2 separate regions of the Homo sapiens genome follow, and region 1 is linked to region 2. The links are chromatin contacts, found by Hi-C or POLR2A ChIA-PET in ENCODE. All regions are on one chromosome and are shown on one strand. Each heading gives the region's core, a stretch centred on a gene start or an enhancer-like site at or near the end of the contact. The rest is flanking DNA. Distances are from core to core; before and after follow the strand shown. Region 1 has its middle 90 kb from the start of MIR4473. Region 2 has its middle 240 kb from the start of SLC24A2.

Region 1 (6,983 bases), core at 3,586-6,085, 290 kb before region 2:
GATTGGATGCATTTAGGAGAAAAGATTCAGCCTCAGCCCTGAAGGACCTCATGGGAGGCAGACAGGAAACAAACCCAGCTAACAAAAATAAGACAATGAAACACGTAGAGATGTAAACAAAATGTACTGAAAACCTAGGAGGAACACCTCAGTATCAGAAGTAACTCAGAACTAGGACCTGGTGTTTTTCAACTCCAGTGGAAAGAGTCTTGAGATATTCCTAAATGGCATGGAGAGACAAAAATCCAGCAATCTTGGACTTCCCTCTTTCCTAGTCGGGATTAAATATAAATATCAAGAATGGCATACATTCAAAGTTCCCTGAGGAGCTAGAATTGAGTCCAAAATGAATCTAGCCTTCGTCATTTATTTCCCCCAACCCTCAAAATAAGCTGGTTTTTGGATTTTTTGTTGTTGTGTGTTTGTTTTTTTGAGACATGGTCTCACTCTATCACTCAGGCTAGAGTACAGTGGTGCGATTTGGTTCACTGCAGCCTCAACTTCCCAGGCTCAGGTGATACTGTAGCTATGCATCACCATTCCTGGCTTTTTTTTTTTTTTTAGAGACAATGTTTTGCCATGTTCCCCGGGATGGTCTCAAACTCCTGGACTCAAATGATCCTCCTGCCTTGGGCTCCCAAAGTGCTGGGATTACAGGCATGAGTCACCAAGCCAAGCCAACATAAGCATTTTTTAAAAAATTATTTGAGATAAAAAGATCCAAGTGGGCCAGACAATGAAGAGTTTGTTTCTTTTTTGTTACATGGAGAGAATGAGAATGTGGCAAATTTGGGGAGCACATTTTTCTATAGTTGGAGAAAACCTTGTTGATGACCAAGACTTTTGGATTAAAGTTGGGTTTAACCATGTGGGTTGCTTCTATGAGTCAATACTTTTAAGGTAATTCAATACAAAGACAGTGGGTAATATCTTGAAAATGGCAAGGACAACTGTATCTCACAGTCAAACATACCCTTTTCTTTGGGGGTCAATAAACTCTAAGCCACCAATCTTCAGTGTTGTGGGAAATTCTTAGAAACCTCAGAATCGTTTCACGAAGACCAGATGACGTATGTTAGTTTCACTAAAAATCTCAGGCTTCTATTTGGCACAGAAGGTCTCCTTCATCTTCAGATTTCCATCCAGAGAACTAAAGATGTCCAGTCATCAAAAGTCCATGGGTCATTGCTAAATGGCATCAAGGAGGAAATACAGGGGCTGTAGTAAACCAGGCTGGGAGTTTGGTTATAAGCACTCACTCTCTAAAACTGATTAGCAGTAATATTATGAAGCCTAGCAAAGATTAAAAGAAAACATTGTCCCAACCAAGAACAATTAAATTAGAATCTTTGGTGGTGGGGTGCCAGGTACCAACACTTTTTCAAGCTTCTCAGATGATTCTAATATGAAACTAGCACTAAGCATCCCAGCCCTCGGGGCTACTAATCTCGGACAGATGTGACTCAGTAACTGAGATCCAGCATAATTTTCAAGGTGATAGTTGTACATGTTGCTCAGTGCAGAAAACATGGAATTGGGTTACTCTAAATTTGTTAGAGCAGGGTCCCCAAATGTTACCTTTTGCTAGAAGTGTGGTTGGGTTACAACAAACAGATTGCTATGGCAGAAAGTCTGAGTAGAATGCGAATGAGCACAGGATGGGTTCATACCACTGGGGCTCACTAGGCCTTTCTTAGCTTTTGTTTTGAAAGTCCAAAATTCTTCTTCTCCCAGACAGGCATTTGAAAGACTGGAAAGATTTGGATAGGAAGCCCTAGAGAGATAGACATTTGCTGAGTTGAAGCCAAGGATCGAGTCTCATGCATGTGAAAATCTAATACAGGTAAATCTCCAACATATGGCAGCACTAATTCCTGAGAAAGGTCATGAGTGAGCAGCAAAAGCATGAACAAAGCCTTCAAGCCCAAAGCTTTGATTATGCAAAATAGCTATTTGTGGCACTTAAGTACAGTGGTCACCCTGGATTTTCCAGAGTGGTTTAGATTTTGGCTCCATTATCAGTGTGCTACATCAATGTCCAGTTTTTTGAAATCCCAGTACCTGATGCCGAGTGAATATACAGTCATGTTGGTTGAATTGAGCTAAAGTCCATTCCCCCCTCCAAGTTGCTCCTCACACAGAACCAAACTCTAGCCACACAGACACCCAATGAGCTGAGGGCAGGGCACCCCAGGAATGAAGGTCATGGCCCTGTGGCAACCTCACTGGATATGCAAGGTGGAAACTGGCTTTCTGCTGGTGCATAAGCCATTCCCTGCCTTCCCGTCAAACAGCCCAGCTCTAAATCTACATTTCCCACTACCGGAACTTCTTTTTTGGGTACTACGACTGTATCTCAGAGCAAAGATCTAGGCATGGCTCTCCCATTCCTACTAATTTTAAGCACTGACATCTGCTTTGGGACCCACACACCTGGCTCTAAGCAATACTACATCCCCACTCCACAGCTGTGGTTCCCCACATGGCCCCGCCATCCCTGTGGAATACAAAAATTACCTTGACAGAGCACTTGTTTGCATTATCCCCCTGGAAAACAGGGTGCATTATTCACCCATATATTTTGGTGAAGAAAAGCAGCTGTTTTCAGCTAACTAGTCGTTCTCAGCCCTGGCTGCACCCATGCCTATAGACCACACCCCTTCCCACAACCTTTTGTGGCAACCTCAGCTTAAGCTTTTGTCACTGTCTTGAAATCACATGACTAGTGTTTTTTCTTTTCTTTTTTTTTTCTATTTCCGGTAGGATCATTAGCTCATACAAGTCATCAGGGAAGGACTCATCCAGCTCCCATCTCTTTCTGTGGAGCAGCATAATGACTGTGTGCACGCATTGCAGGGAGCCTCAGGCACTCAGACCTACAGGGGACTGGTGTGAAGCTCCTCATTTCAAATGCTCCGCTCTATTGCTCTATCTGAACATGAGGACCTTCTCTTGGCAGCTTAGATCCTCTGTTACAGCAAAGGATTGGCTCCAACCAATGGGAGCCAGTTGCTGGTGGAAAATATGATTACCAACACAGAGGCAGCTGCTGTTGCTCTTTGTTTTTCTAACTTTCAAAAGTGTGGAACGGTAGTTAAAGCCCCCAACAATCTTACTCCTTTCTATCCCATTTCATTTCACCGAGGGTTCAAGGTAGCTGCACTCCAAGTAACATCTTCAATGATCATATTCAAAGCATGATGTCACACAGGGATAAGAGTAGCAATTTTTTTTTGAATCAATATGTAAACCTGACTCCTTCATTCAGGGTTACAGCTCTCCAGTGTTTTGGCCTCTCATCACATGGCTCTGATGTGTGGATCTTTTGTATAGAACCTCTTGGCTGGTGAAAGTCTGAACTGAAAAGGCACCAGTATCTGTTAAGACAATCCTGTTAGCCTGTTATTACCTGCCAATTACATTGTTCCTTGTTTAGAAATCCAGTTGAAAGAGGCACGCTAAGAACTCCATCAGAAGTAGCTGGTGTGGATTTTTGTAAGTATGGGTAGAGAATCTGCCTACGGCAAGTAACACCAGTGCTGGCATGCCCAGAAAATTCCAGCTGGAGGTGGGAGTAAGTGGCACTTGGCAAAGTTGCCCTCTTGACCTACTTGTTTAATTTGGATGGAAAAATGTGTTTTGTTTATGTATTTTTTTCAGGAAGCCATTATGGTGAGTCTTTCCAATATAATTTCCACTGAGACCTCTCTTATTCAGCTCAATTTTCTCTTGGGCTGAGGCTGACAGAGACATGGTTGGTGGGAGAATCTGTCACCCTGTGGAGCTGAACAGTCTTCAAGATAAAGCTGCCTGCTGGCCTTTCACTCCCAAATTGCCTGAAACCTGGTCACGTCCCAGCCAATGTCCTCTGCCTTTTGATGAGCTCCACTGTGAGGGGAGAACTAGAAACTGTGAGGAGTGGGTAGACTTTTTCCTACTGCGCAGTGAGATGGGAATTTGGTTACATTAAAAAATACATCTGTATTCCTTTTATCATGCAGATGAAGTAAAAAGGAGTATATAAAATAAATTTATAGTTTTGCATTTAAAAGAGACACAGACAGAGAGAGAAAGAGACATCTTTGGCCTTTGTTATTTGTTTGACATCTGCAGTCCTGCTGGACCACTAGCTTGGTGAGGGCAGCTGGCAGGCAAGCCTGTGTGCTGTTGTAGCCAAGCCCCTAGCACAGCTCATAGTAGGGGCTCAGTAAATGTTGAATTAATAATTAATCTCCATATCAAATTTCCTCTTTGTCCGCAGTCATGAAATTCATACGTGTCTTAAGTTTCAAAGCACTGAGTGAATATAGCTTGCCCTAAAGCAAACAAACAAAAATAGCATTGCTTGGAAAGATCTCGTTTAGCACCTTAGTTACCACAAGTGCTCATTAGGGCTTTCTTTTTCTCTTGAAGGTGTACATTTGGCTGAGCGTGTGTAAGTGGGTTATGTGACTAGCCAAATGCCTTCTCTCTTCTGTACTTGAAGCCCTGCTCTCCCAAGCTGAAGAGTAGATGACTACAGGGAAAATGTGACTCATAGCAAGTGTTGTTATTAAATCACCTTGAAGTGTCTCTTGTAAAAGATAACTCCCTGCATTGTAGAAATGTCTTTGACAAGAGAGGATTAGGGTGAAACTGCAATTACCTTGACATAAAGGAATGAATTAACTTTCCAACTTGCATTTTTGCAAGGCATAGATTCAAGCTGCTTGGAATATAAACATTGAACACATTCACAATAGCTTGGGGCACTTGAAAATTCTAAAGATGGGCAAGGAGCCCCAAGATGCTAGGCAACTTCAGAGGTATTTCTCACCACAGAGGGAGTGCCTGTCTGGACAGAAACCGCCAGTGCAGTTGTGCAGTGTCTGCTCATGTGTCAGCAGGGTTTAGGGGACCGTCAGGACGAATGCCTCCTGGAGCTGATGCCTGCAGGGTCTGCCCGGAGGAAACAGAGAAATGCTCTTCCAAGATTTGACTTCCAAAACTACCCATTCACTCGACTCAGGAAATATTGACCGAGCACTTACTATGCGTTGGGGCGTTGGGCCGTGAGTTCAGGCAGTCTTGGCTGTCAGGGACTTGGAAAAGTCACACGTTAAACAAATCGTGTGGGCATGAACCTCAGTCAACAATTCATGTGCAAAAATACACACTTTTGTTTGTTTTCTTTAAGTCAAAGCTGACTCTAAGCTCTCATCCTGCCAGGGCAGCAGGAAATTCCAACTCCTAGTTTTGCACCAGAAGCCCAGGGCCTTCACGAGGATTCTGAAAACACAGGAAGGGCCTCTGGTTTCTGGTCCATCATAGCTGCTGCCAACATCTCTATTTTACCTCAGTCTCCAGATGGGCAAGCAGGCCAAGATGTGAGGCAGCTCAGTGTGTTCTGCTGTGTCAGTGTGACCTGTGGGTATATGAATGTCCACCTGAGCTGGAAAGTCCATGACAAGGCCCTGGCGTCCTCAGGTGCACGCCTTGGCCATCTCTCTGAGGAATATTCACAGCTCCCTAGGCACACTTCTGTCGGAGACACAGGCAGGCTCTAACCAGGGAGGGGAGGGGGTGGTCTGCAGAATAGGGCCTGAGCCACCCTTGGATGATAGGGGAGTAGGTACTCTTGTCCAACTTCTAATAGGAGACTGGGCACTTAATTGTCCAATTTCTTTCCTCTATCATCTGTCATATTCTTAACAGCAGCCATGTCAACATATGACTTAAAATTGTTAAAAAGCCCAGCATGTTGGGAGGCCAAGGTGGGAGGATCTCTGGAGGCCAGGAGTTTGAGGCTGTAGTGAGCCATGATTGTGTCCCTGTATTCCAGTCTGGGTGACAGAGGAAGACACCAACTCAAAACAAAAAATTGTTTAAAAGGCTGAATTTTTAGTAAATGTATTCAGGGGAAAAGTATTCCACTAACACTTGGTTACATTTCAGTCTGGTCTCTGCTAAGCTCAGCATCTGTCTACCGTCATCCACCTTGAGAATTTCTCTCCTCTCTTCCTGTCATCGAAGGAAGGGCTCTCACCCTTTGCTTTGCCTGCAAAGGACTGGGTGTTTTACATGAAGAACAATGTCTTCCTTCAGCTTCCACTTTCTCTCTGGAAAAATCCCTGCAGCAAAGGAATGCAAAGCCAGGCACCTGGTAGAAATGAAGAAATGGAACCACAGAACACCCATGAATGAATGGTTCAGCAGACTGTCCCACCAGGCCCCAAATCACAAAGCGCATGAGGATAATGAAAGAGGAATTGCCTGCAGCCAAGGGGCACATGGTGGGCTGGTCTGAGGGGCCAGAGAAGGCCTCCTGGAAAACGTGTTGACTAGGATAAGGTCTCGAGGATGAAAAAGAAGTTCACCAGGGAAGCAGGGTTAGGATGTTTACAGGGCCAGGTCACAGAGGGAGAGGGGCAGTCAGAGAGGGAGCAGGTATGGCCTGAGATCTGAGCAAAAGCCCAAAGGGCAAGAGAGGAAATATCGATGGTGACCCAGTGGTTGTTGAGTCTGTCCTTGTCCACTGGGTCCCTTACAGGAGGGCTTTCCCTCATGTGGTTTGTTTGTATGGGGCCTGTGTATTTAGGGACAGCACAGATAGAGGCAAGAAGGAATCAGAATGGAACCTACAAACGTGGAGGGGAAGGAGCCACAGCCCCTAGAGCCACCACATGTGCAGACCCAAGTTGGAATGGATCTCGGAGCTGGCGCTCTGGAGTGAGCTACTGACACTCTCACAGTCTCGGCATCTCTGTAAGATTAGAACAGTAATTCTCACATCCTAAGTTGTGAGACTTTAAAGACTCATGCACAGTGGATATTAGGCCAGGCCTGGGCTGCTTGCCCTCAGCTCTATTCTCTCCCAATCCTTGCTCTCTCTGTGTGTCAGGAGGCCATCCCTGCAATCTCCGGTGTCAGCCAGATCTCTGGCCTGTTGAGGCCTTGGCAGGAGATTGGAGGGTGGGAGGATGAAAGAAGCCCAGGTATTTCTA
Region 2 (6,717 bases), core at 2,989-5,488:
ACCCTGAAAATCTAAATCTGTGAGTTCGTGAATGAACTTCAGGGGACGCATGAACTCTAAAATTATATTCAACCTTTTGTGCAGTGTTGAATATCTGATTCACCAAGGTATTTTTGACCCCAAAAGGCAAAGCATACCAGCTGTAAAAAGGGAAATCGGAGTTACGTCTTGCCATTTTCTAGTTTTCGGTCAGCCGCTGGGAATGAGGAATAGTTAAGTCAGCTTGCAATACACTGTGTTTTTCCATCCCTGCTCCTGTCCCTACCCTGCTTCACCTTTACCCCACTCCTCCCTGGGTTGGGTCCTTCCTGTTCCTTACTAGAACCAGCTCCCGCCACCACCTCATTCATGGCAAGAAACTCTAAGGGCAAAATGCTTTCTACGATAAATAATGCAGAATTGTTCATCTCCTTGTCCACATTAACTGAAAAACTGAGCACTCAATGACCTAAGTTGTCTAACATTTTACTGTAAACAGGATACAATTTATGTGAAGGAACATAGTTACCGTACTTCTCTGTCATCTACAGTCTGCAGAGAACAAAAAACAATGGTAACCCGACCCTTGGGCAAAATGCTAATGGCTACATAATTGATTTAGCAGATAATTATAAAACACAGTCCCATACTAAAACACAAAAGATGTAATTATTGCACTTTACAAACTAATTAATACTAATTCAATTCAATAATTAATAATTCATTATTTAACCTCTAATTAAATCATCATCCTTCTTTTCCCTGCAAACTTTGCTGGTGGCTTAATTGCTGTGGGTCAAATATACAAGAGAGCTCTCCTCTGTTAATTAAACAGTGAAAAGACGTGCAATCATTGTAACAGAGAGAATTAAGGAATTTAGATTGAAGTATCTCCCATTTGAAAGAGACAAGAGCATTTCCTGGCCTCAATTCCCACCCAAAGCTTTAATCGGTTAAAAAGGTCCAGGGTAACAAAAACTGAAGAACCTGATAAGATAGAAGGCTGTTCAAGGTATAGATCAGGCCTTAGGAAATACATAGGAGCCCATCAGACTAGACGCATAGTCAGAGTCCCTTGGGGCAGTCACGAGCTTGAAACGCAGACACTGACTCATAAGATCTGAATTGTGTCCCTCTCAACTCTAGGTTCTCTGATATCATATTGATATTTTGATATCGGTGATTATGGGAGTATTTACACAATTAGAATTGGTGCACACTACAAATCTGGGCTTTTTCTTTCTTTCTCTCGTGCTGTTGTTAAACATTTACCAGCCCACCAACGCCCCTACAGCAACAGAGGTGACTTGTAGCTGAGTCCTAGGTTGTCTGGATACAAGTGCCAAAATCCTAGAGTCAGGATTGGGGCTGACCAGCAGCCTGGAGTTCTATCCCTGGGGACCTGGGAATGGAATGATGTATATGGAGGCTGTGTTCTATAACAAGTTTTGTAGTGACACCTTTTACAGCTCATCTCAGTGAACCCTCACATAACTCTGTGATAGACATTGGTGTTATTCCTAGTGATCTTTTGATTTTTTTAAAAAAGTACATCCTTCTCTCACAATTATGGTCCACTAAATTTAAACTTATTTATAATCCATTCATTGGTGGCTTACTCTTTAATTTATAAAAATTTAATTCTTAGCATTTCAATGCACCATGAGATTTTTCTCTACTTTTAAAGTGTGTGTGTGCACATATGCGCACACACACACTTTATAAGTACAGAAAAAAATTATATATATATATATATATATATAAAGTGTGTGTACATATATATGGGCACACACACACTTTAAAAGAGAAATATATTTTATATATGTGTATATATATATATGCGCACACACACATTTTATAAGTAGAGAAATAACACACACACACAGGGTGTGTGTGTATGTGCAAAGTAAAGCAATTCTCTTCACCTACACATATATGTATGTGTATGTGAATATATATGTGTGTGTATACATATATATGTGTGTATGTGAATATATATGTGTGTGTATACATATATATCTATATCCATATCTCTCTCTATATTCTAAATATTGAAAGCAGAGTGGCATTATCACAGCATACATGATGTCTTTGGACGGGCCAAGGAATAAAGAAGCAGTCTAGCAAATCTTTTCCTCACCAAAAGGGTTTCTTTCCTCCAATAGGAAGTGCCAGTGACCATGTGAGGTGAGAGTAGGGTGGGGGTGAGCAGCGGGTGGAGTCATCACTTAGCTACATAGAATGACATATTAAGGGATACTACATTTGCAACTTCCTCATCTCTCTCCACTCTCCTGGTAGTTTCCTAAGAGGACTCATTTCACTAAATAGTTACTAATAGTTTTCTTATCTGTAAAACTGTGATTATGGTTATACCCACTTCATAACTGCCTTATATAAGCAAATTAAATGAGGTAGTATTTACAGAACTCTTACAACAGCACCTGGCACATACTGAAAAGTCTGTAAGTGATGCTGCAGTAGTGGAGAAAGACATGGAGCCAGAAAGGGTGGGGTTTGTCCAGAAAGTTGTGAGTATAGTCCCAGAAGATCATAGGCATACAGGAAATGTGATGAGTGACCAGATGACTGGCTCACCGTATTGGTGCAGCCAGTCAGTCCCCTTCCTCCTCATAGTATGGCACTTGGAGCCTTTCTGTGTGGTGCAATTGCACTTTCACACTGCCTTTCTGCATGGTTGTACAGGAGGAGCTCGGTTACCGTAGCAGCTCTCTCCAGACCTCAGATATGACTTCCCCTTCAGTATACCCTTTAGGTAGCGATTTATCTAAAACACCCAGGTGATCACAGAACTGCTCTCCTGAAACCCTTCAAGGTTCCCCATAACTTTCAGAAATAATTTCAAATGTGATAGAACAATTTAAAAGTATCTTCACATCTGGCCTCTGCTCCATTGCCAAGTCACTCAATGTCCTGCCTCCTCCCTCCAGTCCTGGGGAACCAGTGCAGGGGCTCAGTCCTGCCTGTGGTGCTGTATGCCTTTGCATATGCTGCTCTCTAGGTCTAAAATGTGCTCTCCAGAGAGCTCCTATTAAACTTTCTAATGCGGTAAACTTTTCTACTCCATCAAAGTTCACCTCCAATGTCACCTATTTTGTGATGCCATTTCAAAAAACCCTCAAGTTTAGTACAGGCCCATTTTCTATGCTGCCACAGCACCCTTTGTGCAACACTAACATGGGGCTTGTCACACCATAATATAACTGCTTGTTTCACCTGGTTCCTCCACCACACACACATACATGCATACACACACATACACACACACAGACACACACACACTTACCCATATCCCAGGAACTCTAGCTAGTATCAGGGTTAAAGCTCATATTGCCTGAGTTCAAATGCTGCTTCTAACATGGAATCCCATTTCCACCTTTGTAAAATGGAACTCATAAACATAACCATTTCTTGGGTTGTTGTGAGGGTTAAATGCAATAATCTATGTAGTATCTCAAAAACTGCCTGACATTTCACAAGTATAGGTGTGTTTGACTATGGTTGTTTTCCATTGAGATCAGGCAGTATCCAACCTTTGGATCAGTACTGTGGGGTGAGAATATCACAGCCCAACAGAGACCCATAAGAGCATGGATGCTGCAGTCAGATGGACTGAGGTTGGAACTGTGGTGTTTCTAAAAATTCTTTATGAAGAGTTCTTACCTCACATGGTTGTTGTGATAGTAAATGAAGTAAAGCAATTCACCTTGCCCATGAAAATCCTTTTAAAACATTAGGTGTCATTATTAGAGAGCACCTACTGAAAGTTGGAAATTAATGATGAGCATGCCAAGGGTGACACACAGCTCTCCTGCCACTTACTGCCTGGGACGTGGAAGGCTGCTGTCCCCCAGCCAGGCATGGACTCACGGGCTGTATCATAACCACAGTGCTCAGCTGTGTAGACCATGCTGGTTTGGCCCCTTTGCCTTCCAAATAGCTTTGGTGACGAAGATGTAGCTGTGGTCACAGTTGCACCTCAAGCCCCTACACTAAATCACAGTGAGTGAGAAATTGCTGGGAAGTGGGAGGAAGGGTGATGGAGGGTGTGTGTAGTCTGGCTTGAGAGGTTCACCCAAACTTTCAAGTAGCCTCCACAATAAATCCAGGACTGTCGCTTGGTGATTAGTTAGAGGAAACAGAAACGGCTGGACAAAGCCAGGAAATGACCTTAGAGACTAAACACGGTGTATTTTATTTTAGGGCTTTTTCTCACTTAGAAGTACTGCCAGGTTGTTTAAAGAGAATGAGTGTTATCAGGGAAGGATTTGGGGGATCTGCCAGGCTTTTGACAACATGTGGTAAAAGATTTACAAAGCCCGGAATCAAAGGAGGAGGACAGACAGGGGGATGTGTACTCAAGAGATGCCGCAGGTGGGCCTGAGATTGACAAAAATTTTTATTGCCCTTTGGGGAGCTTTCTAGTAAGCCTGATGGGCTCTGCAAGGCGGGGGCAGAAGCCCGAGCAGAATGGCACGTTTCTATGGAAGGCGGAAGAAGTGAGGGCAGGGTGGGGAGCCATTTGGGTCCTTTGGAACCCATGGATGTCAATTAGGGAAGGGAGTGGCAGGGTGAGAGCAGGCAGGACTGATGAGACTTTGGGCACTTTCCTGCCCCCATTTTTAGACAGATGGAAATTTAGGAGGTGTTTGAGCAAAAAATAAATAGCCTGAACAATGTAAAACTATTCACAGGAAATGAGGAGGAAGGAAGGTTAAAAGTATTGAACCCCTCTTATGCAGCAGAGTGCTGGCTGAACCATCAGTGCTAATGCATTACCATCCTTAATGTAACAGAGGAGACAAGCAAAGCTTAGGCTGGTAAAATCCCCTTGTGTGTTGCAGGTGGGGGAAATGAGGGCTGTACCCCAAAGTCTATCAAACCCCAAAGCCTTCTATGATGTTACCTTGGAAGGGATGGGCAGGTAGAATTGAATACCAGCTGGCAGGAATCCCTTCTTTTCTGCTTCCTTAAGCAACTGCTTTGCTACTCATCATTACAATGGTATCAGAGTCCAAAATGTATTCCAGGGGTCTCCCCTGCACAGCTTCCCTGCACACCATGGATGGTTCTGGCTTCCTAAACATGAGATCATTCACATTCTCTTATTTAACGACAACCAACTGCAGGCTTCTTTACTTATTGTATCACTGAATTGGCCTAAAGCCCATTTAAAAAAAAATTGACATTGTATGTTTTTATCATGTAAAGCATTATGTTTTGAAGTATATATACATTGAGTAGTGGTTATATCAAACCAATCAACAAATATATTACCTCACATAGTTATCATTTCTGTGGTGAGAGCATATTTTCAAGAATACCATATATTGTCATTATCTGTAGTCACTTTGCTATGAAATAGATCTTAAAATTTATCCCTCCTGTCTAATTGAATTCATATATCCCTTGACAAACACCTCCCCATCCCTCCTTCCCTTCAAAAACCTCAGCCTCTAATAACCACCATTCTGCTCTCTACTTCTATGAGATCAACATTTTTAGATTTCACATGAGGAAGATCATGCAGTATTTATCTTTCTGGATTTGGCTTATTTTACTTAACGTAATGTCCTCTACGTTCATCAATATTGTCACAAACAGCAGGATTTCATTCCTTTTTGTGGTTAAATAGTATTTCATTGTGTATATAGGCCACATTTTCTTTATCCACTCATCTGTTGATTGACACTAAGATTGATTTCATATTTTGGCTATTGTGAATAATGCTGCAGTAAACATGGGAATGTAGATATCTTTTTGACGTAGTGATTGCATTTCCTTTAAATGTATACATAGTAGTGGGATTGCTGGATCATATGGTAGTTCTATTTTTAATATTGGGGAAACTTCCCTACTGTTTTCCATAATAGCTGTACTAATTTACATTCCCACCAAGAGTGTACAAGGGTTCTCTTTTCTCCATGCTATCTTTGTCCTTTTGATAATAGTCATTGTAACTGGGATGAGATAATAGCTCATTGCGGTTCTGATTTGCATTTCTCTGATGATTAGTGATCTTTGAGCACTTTTTTAATATACATGTTGGCCATATGTATGTCTTCTTTTGAGAAATTTGTATTCAGATATTTTGCATGTTTTTAACTTATTTTTTTCTACTATATAGTTGTTTGAATTCCTTATATATTTTGGACATCAACCCTTGGTCAGATGGATAGTTTGCAAATATTTTCTCTCATTCTGCAAATTGTGTCCTCTGTTGATTGTTTGTTTGCTGTGCAGAAGCTTTTTAGGTTGACATAATCCCATTTGTCTGTTTTTTGCTTTTGTTGCCTGTGCTTTTAAGGTCTTATCCAAAAAGTCATTGCCCAGACCAATGTCACGGAGCTTTTCCCCTATGTTTTCTTCTAATAGTTTCATAGTTTCAGATCTTACATTTAAGTCTTTCATTCATTTTGAGATTTTTTTTAATATGTTAAGAATAAGATAAGTCTGATTTCATTATTCGGCATGTGGACATCCAGTTTTACCAACATCATTTATTGAAGAGGCTGTCCTGTCCCTATTGTGTGTTCTTCAAGGCCTGTTTATTTTTAATGATGCCATTAACTGGGGCACGCAATGGAGTAATTCTGAGGCCATTTATTTCCTCTCTTAAAGAGAATCTGCAAATGGTCCTAGGGATTTTTTAAATGTGATAAAATAATAGCTAATAATAGCTCCAATTTATAGAGTGCTTACTATGTGCTAGGCACT

Evidence for each region. A loop is a pair of places that touch in the nucleus more often than their neighbours do. ChIA-PET counts read pairs that join two places held with the same protein, here RNA polymerase II (POLR2A).
Region 1: a map of A673 shows a loop between it and region 2 (5-fold over the local background). The contact joins two enhancer-like sites. A Hi-C loop is called at or near these places in 1 of 168 maps with a recorded cell type or tissue (A673). POLR2A ChIA-PET finds 5 or more read pairs at or near these places in 1 of 52 experiments (activated naive CD4-positive, alpha-beta T cell).

The regions. Positions count from the first base shown.
Region 1 is chr9:20,317,628-20,324,610 of GRCh38, reverse strand. No RefSeq gene overlaps it. Among named protein-coding and RNA genes, the nearest start is that of MIR4473, 90 kb to the left of the region's middle. Within about 2 kb of position 4,835, at least 5 of the 41 ENCODE cell types and tissues checked have a DNase peak (open chromatin) inside an H3K27ac peak, as active enhancers do.
Region 2 is chr9:20,026,377-20,033,093 of GRCh38, reverse strand. It overlaps a transcript of SLC24A2 not described here. Among named protein-coding and RNA genes, the nearest start is that of SLC24A2, 240 kb to the right of the region's middle. Within about 2 kb of position 4,238, at least 2 of the 41 ENCODE cell types and tissues checked have a DNase peak (open chromatin) inside an H3K27ac peak, as active enhancers do.